2 separate regions of the Mus musculus genome follow, and region 1 is linked to region 2. The links are chromatin loops, found by intact Hi-C in ENCODE. Cell type or tissue: gastrocnemius. All regions are shown on one strand. Links, peaks and the distances in the headings refer to the core of each region. The heading gives the core; the rest is flanking DNA. Region 1 has its middle 3.1 kb from the start of Gm23323. Region 2 overlaps Lars2 (leucyl-tRNA synthetase, mitochondrial).

Evidence for each region. Peaks named below come from ENCODE experiments on the same cell type or tissue, not always from the same donor. Only the 100,000 strongest peaks of a DNase experiment are listed, where the experiment ranks them.
Region 1: it touches region 2 in a loop (2.9-fold over the local background); 22 of 42 quality-filtered maps call a loop at or near these places.

What each region holds. Positions count from the first base shown.
Region 1 is chr9:123,157,796-123,160,705 of GRCm38, reverse strand. No RefSeq gene overlaps it. Among named protein-coding and RNA genes, the nearest start is that of Gm23323, 3.1 kb to the left of the region's middle. In gastrocnemius, for the core only: CTCF peaks have their summits at 1,201 and 2,101; DNase peaks (open chromatin) are centred at 1,201 and 2,101; H3K4me3 peaks cover 205 bases; H3K27ac peaks cover 526 bases.
Region 2 is chr9:123,439,308-123,442,217 of GRCm38, reverse strand. It overlaps Lars2 (leucyl-tRNA synthetase, mitochondrial), which reads right to left. Exons shown (of 21, transcript NM_153168.3): 14 at 617-754. Among named protein-coding and RNA genes, the nearest start is that of Gm40586, 23 kb to the left of the region's middle. In gastrocnemius, for the core only: a CTCF peak has its summit at 1,316 (motif pointing right); no DNase peak of the experiment used is centred there; H3K27ac peaks cover 957 bases.

The sequences.
Region 1 (2,910 bases), core at 129-2,628, 280 kb after region 2:
CACTGTGGATGTCAGAGCACTACACGGACTAGATGGAGCCTGGATTCCAACTCTGTCCACTTTGTTCTCAGATGGTATCTGATATGCAAAAGGTTCTGCCCAGGCAATGAGACAGCATTGCCTGGATCTCCTATGACATCAGGGGTTAGGTCACCCGTGGGAAGCACATGAGGGTGGAGGCAGAAATATTTCCTCCTCATCTCTGCACTCTAGATGGTATATTCTATGGAGGCTGTGTCCTTCACTCAGACACATCTGTGGATCCACTCCACAACCACAACCCGGTCCTTCTGCCTCCCTGGCTACTCCTTGCTTTTGTAGAGTTCAGAGGACTACATTTTCACTTTGGCTGGCCCTGCCTTTGAGCTTGGCTCTAGCAGCCCAGTGTTCTCTATTGCAAATGGAACAGAAGAAACCACGGTTTTGAGTCTGTGTCTTCCCCCAAGGCCACAGGACTAGAAAGCTGCAGAGTTGGACTCTAAGTCAAGAATTCCTTCCTAACCCAGAGCTACTACTGTAAAAGAACTAAAAAGCTAGTTCATGGTTTACCCAGTTAAGAAAACCCTAACATTTAGAGCAAGCTCAAATTACCCTTGCTATTGACCTGGTATTTAAACTTGCCTGTCTTCATCCAAAACCACTTTCCTACTACATTGCTTAGCTTTGTTTGTTTGTTTGTTTGTTTATTATGTATATGAGTATTTTGCCTGTATGTACATCTGCACACCAGAAGAGGGCATCGGATTCCAAGGAACTACAGTTACCGGTAGTGGTGAGTAGCCATGTGTGAGCTGGGACTTGAACTCAGGAGCTCTGGAAGAGCAGCCAGTGGTCCTAAACACTAAGCCATCTCTCCAGCCCAGCTTAGCGCTACTCTTAACACAAAAATAGAAGAGCAACTCGAAGGACCAAGACCAACCTCGTCCTATTGTCTCTGAACTTCAAAACCCAAGAATTACACCACAGGAGCTGGGTGGGTGGGGAAGAGCGAGCAAGGCAGGTGCTTGGCCATCTTAGGCCCCGGGTTTAGGCTAGTGGACTGTTTGGAGGCGTACTTTGCACCCAGCTGCTTTCTACAGAGGACAGAATCTCACAGAGTTCATCTTCAGCCAGCTGAGAGACCTTAACCTTTCCTGTAGCAATGTAAAGAGTTGTATTAGTGTAGCTGTATTCACAGTGCATGAGACAACAGCGCCTCTTGGTGGAGAAGGAGGGAGTTGTTCTGAGAGTGGGTTTATCCAACTTGATATAACAACCTATGCTCATGGGTCACTGGCTCGTGAAAAGCAAGTAAGGAAGAAACTGGCATCAGGCCTCAGAAATAACCCGAAAACTCCGAATGGAATTGTATTTTTATACAATTCTGTATTTCCAATCACAAACACACCAACACCAAGTGCTGTCTCCCCTTTTAAATTCATTCATTCATTCATTCATTCATTCATTCATTCATTCTGTGTGTTTATGTTTCGCTGGAGTTTAAACCCAAAGTCTTAGGCATGCTAAGCAATCATTACAACACTGAACTACAGCTACAACAAATGCCTCCACCGGCACTTGCGAAAAATAAAAATGGAAACTGTTGGGGTGACTAAATTGGTAGGACTGAAAACTGTTTTATGACAGTGTTGAAACCTCAGAGACTTTTAAGGTACAGGTCAAAAGGGTTTCATCATTGGAAAGTATCTTGTATAGTGATCAGCTAACAACTTAGGCTCTTTGCAAAGGATTGAAAAGTAACAAATTAGCAAAATGATTCTCAGTGGGTCTTAGAGCAGCCCACCACGGGAAGATCGGGGGTTGGCCTTTGCGGAGGGAGGATTTCCTGAATGAAACCTGGAACTCAAACCCAGAGTCGACCTGGACAATGCAATGTTTCTTTCTTTAAAAAGAAAGAGAGGGAGGGAGGGAGGGAGGGAGGGAGGGAGGGAGGAAGGAAGGAAGGAAGGAAGGAAGGAAGGAAGGAAGGAAGGAAGACACAGCTGGGAGGTCAGGTGGACTGAGTTTGGAGTGCGCAGGTGTTCTAACCCTGAAACACTACAAGCTGATGAACAGGAAATCATTCTCTTTGCCACACTGCCCTCTTCCGATGGAAAAAGGCAATGTTTATCACCTGCCTAGATCGCCTTTCTACCAAGACCCACAGCTTCTTGGGAACAGCACGATTTCCATAATGGTGGTTAAAGAAATCTGACCAGAACTCTTTGGAATCAGAGCTCTTAGCTGGCTGACCATCCCGAGAACAGGCTTCACTCTTAACACTAACAGCTGTGGCTCCTCACTCTGCCCATGACTTGAATCCCATACAACGATGTCCCAGTGCTAGGCAGTCTGGTGGTGACATATACAGCTCCATACAAGCTTTCTCCTGCCCCAGTCAATCACACTATCATCAGAGCTGGGTCCACAGAGGTGGTCTAGGCCAGGTCACACTATAAGCCACTTGAGGAAGGGGAGGCATGAGGCTACTGTGTTTCATTTTTGGAGAGTTCTCGTCATGTGAGACCAGTATTCCATGGTGGTGGGAAGGCCCAGGCCTGTAGAATCAGCCCGGTTATAACAACACATACTGTCCTGGGTGAAAAAAAAATAAACCAGACTACATATAAGTTCCTGCAGTATGGTAGGCTCAGTGATTCTCTGTGCTGATAAGAAGCAATGTGGAACCCCTGGCTGGCTGTAAGCAGTGGGAGGGAAAGGAACACACTAGCCAGGCAGTGTTGGCAACTGTTATATTTGGCTCCTGGACCAGCCTCCTGGGACAATAGAGGCAGATGGGAATCTTCTTGGGAAGGCTTGATACTCCACTCATCCTTTACTCCACAAAAGCCCCCTGCATGCCTATGTTTCTCCCAGATGGATCCCCAACAAGAGAAGGGATAGCCCCACCCCATATCCCAAACATGCCTG
Region 2 (2,910 bases), core at 163-2,662:
AGAGCTGGGATCTTTCAGAGGGTCTATAAATGCTGGGGCCCTGAGATAGTCTCTCCATATGGCCTAAAGCTCACTATGCAGCCAAGACCTGCCTCAAGTTTGCAACCGTCCTTCTGTGTTGGCCGATTGAGTGCTAGGATTACAAAAGTATACCACCCTTTCTTACATCTTTTGAATGTTATGAGGAACACATTATAAGCCAGCAGGAGAAAAACTTTCAATGGATTTGCAATGCCATCTTCTGCTCTGATACACAAGTGTTAGAGTGATGTACTAGAGACGGTTCTGCCAAGCTTAGAGGTACAGTTTACCCAGAGTGACAAGCATGTGAGATGCTTCAGGAATCATATAACATCACAGTGCTCCTCTTTCCTTTACAAGTAAAAACCTCAAATTACTTAACAGACAGATGCACTGAAAGCCGGATTTCACACCAAATGATTAAGAGGTTTGTGTAAATGGACCTCAAATTGTAAAGACCTACAATGGCCTCTAAAGCATATATGAAAAACAGATTTTATTTTGTATACACAAATTATCTTGATTCCCAACGGATACCTGTTTCCAGTTACTGCTTGTGAACAGAACTGTTTTGTAAAGTACAACGAATGCTCACCTGTGCTTCACCATCTTTTGGTCGTGGCAAAAATGACTGAGGAATCGTGCATAGAACAAGTGCATGACAGCATGTTCCTTTCCTCCGATGTACAGATCCACGGGCATCCAGAAGTCTGCCAGTGCCGAGCCAAAAGGACTGCGAGAGAGATAAGCAGGCATTTTAATGTCTTCTTTGCCACAACTATATAAATTAAAGCTATGTGTGCTCATCCCTTGAAAATACTAGTGCCAGAAAATATGACTTTTTTTTTAAACAAAAGAAAAATGTACATAATAAGTGAGAAAAGGAGAAGCATTGACTGGACCACAAGCCATCCTCTGACCTCTGCATGGCTCACGGCACATGTGCACACACGCGCGTGTGTGCACACACACACACACTAAACAAATGTAAAAAAAAGGTAATTTTTGAGCCAGGCAGTAGTGGCCCACACCTTTAATCCCAGCACTTGAGAGGCAGAGCAGGCAGATCTCTGAGTTCAAGACCAAACTGGCTTACAGAGCAAGACCCAGGACAGCCAGGGCTACACTGAAAAACTCTGTCTCTAAAAAAGAAAAAGAAAAACGACAAAAAAAAATTTTTTTAAATAAAACAAGAGCAAGAGAAAAAAATACCAGCAACAAAGCATCTCTGTAGGATGTTTATTTGAATGGCTAGTTTTAATTTTTAGTATGACTATTGAGATTTTTAAAATTTTCACCAATAGAGGGCAATAGTAGCATTTATAATAGAAACTAGCATGCTATTAAATGTTCATTTTAAAACAGAAATCAATCTTATTTTTAAAGTGCTTTGAAATAGCCAGCAAGAGTACAAATATGGCTTACTGAAGGAGTGAAACTTATCTAGGGCCTGTTATAAGACATCCCAGTAACTCCCTCATTTTCTGGATGCTTGTGACCAACATGGATATCAAAGATCAGACTTCCTCCTACTCCTGTCCCCTAATGTACAGAGGGGAAGGACTCGCCAGGTCATCTATCTGTTGGCTGCTGCCTTGAGAAAGAGCCACTGTGGCTGGGGAGTAGGCCTCCCTGTTCCCAAGGCAACCTCCATTCAGAAGTTAACTGAGGAACTCGCTTTGGAGGATCTGTGCTCCCTGGCTTTAAAATTTCAGACTTTTCTCCCCAATGCCACAAAGTATTTTCCTGTAGCCTGCTCTTGACCAGCCGGTTCTGAAACACAAACGGAAACTGCTGGTGGTAGGCCAGGAAGCCTAGCCAAGCAGTGTAGCTCTTAGCATAGGCCTCTTTGCAGTTACAACTGTGCTAGCACTCTCAAAAAAAAAAAAGGCAGAACAAGTCTCCCAAATTAACCAACTAAATGAGCAAATAAATTTCCAACTACCTTTCCTTTTTCTTTATGAAAAAAAATAGTTTCTTAAAGAAATCCAACTGCTGCTTGGCATTATAGCATAGACCTTTAATCCCCAAACCTGGAAAGCGGAGACAGGCTGATCTCTGTGAGTTTAGTGCCAGCCTGGTCTACATAGCAAGTTCCAGGACAATCATGACTACACAGTGAGGCCCTGTCTCAAATTGAAAAAAAAAAAAAAAAAAAGTAAGTAAATAAATGAATTCAACTGCTGCTCTGGGCAACAGTAAAGCCAAAGTTGAGGGTGGTATTTAGCTCACAAACAAATTCGGGATAAATGATGTTAACTATTCAATTTATGTTCTACCTAGGCCACCGCTCTGGAAGATTCAAGACAATGCTGGATCCGGGGGCAGCATGGCAGGTGATGTGTGAAGCTGTGCTGTTCACAGAAGGGCTATGTAGGGCTCAGGACAGCTGGGACGCAGCCTGAGAAGGGAACCCTCCCTCACACTCCTCTATGGCTCACGTGGAGCTGCTCTCAGGTTCCCAGTCTCCTTGCATCTTTCTGTTTACTCAGGCTCTCACTAATTTCTGAAATGAACACAAATTATGGAACCACAACTCTGCTGCTCAGAACATGGCTTGAGCATCTGTCTAACCAGAAATACGCTACTGTGCTAAATCCAGAATAGGAGAGTGCTTCCTTTGCTTATTTTTGACAAAGATCCTTTGAGCCTCCTGCCTCCTGCCTCAGTCTCCAGTGCCCAGAATGGAAGCCCTTCATATGTGGATAACACAGCTCCAGGGTATTTCTACCATGCTCAAGAGCAACCTGCTAAGGTCTGAAAGCAGTCTGTGTTCCTGGTTCCTACTGCTCTCTTTTCGGTTTCTATCTTGTCCAAGAAACAGACAGAAAAGTCAAACAGCACTTGAAAGTTTATCAAACCAGTGGTCTTAGCCTCAGTTCTCCCTGC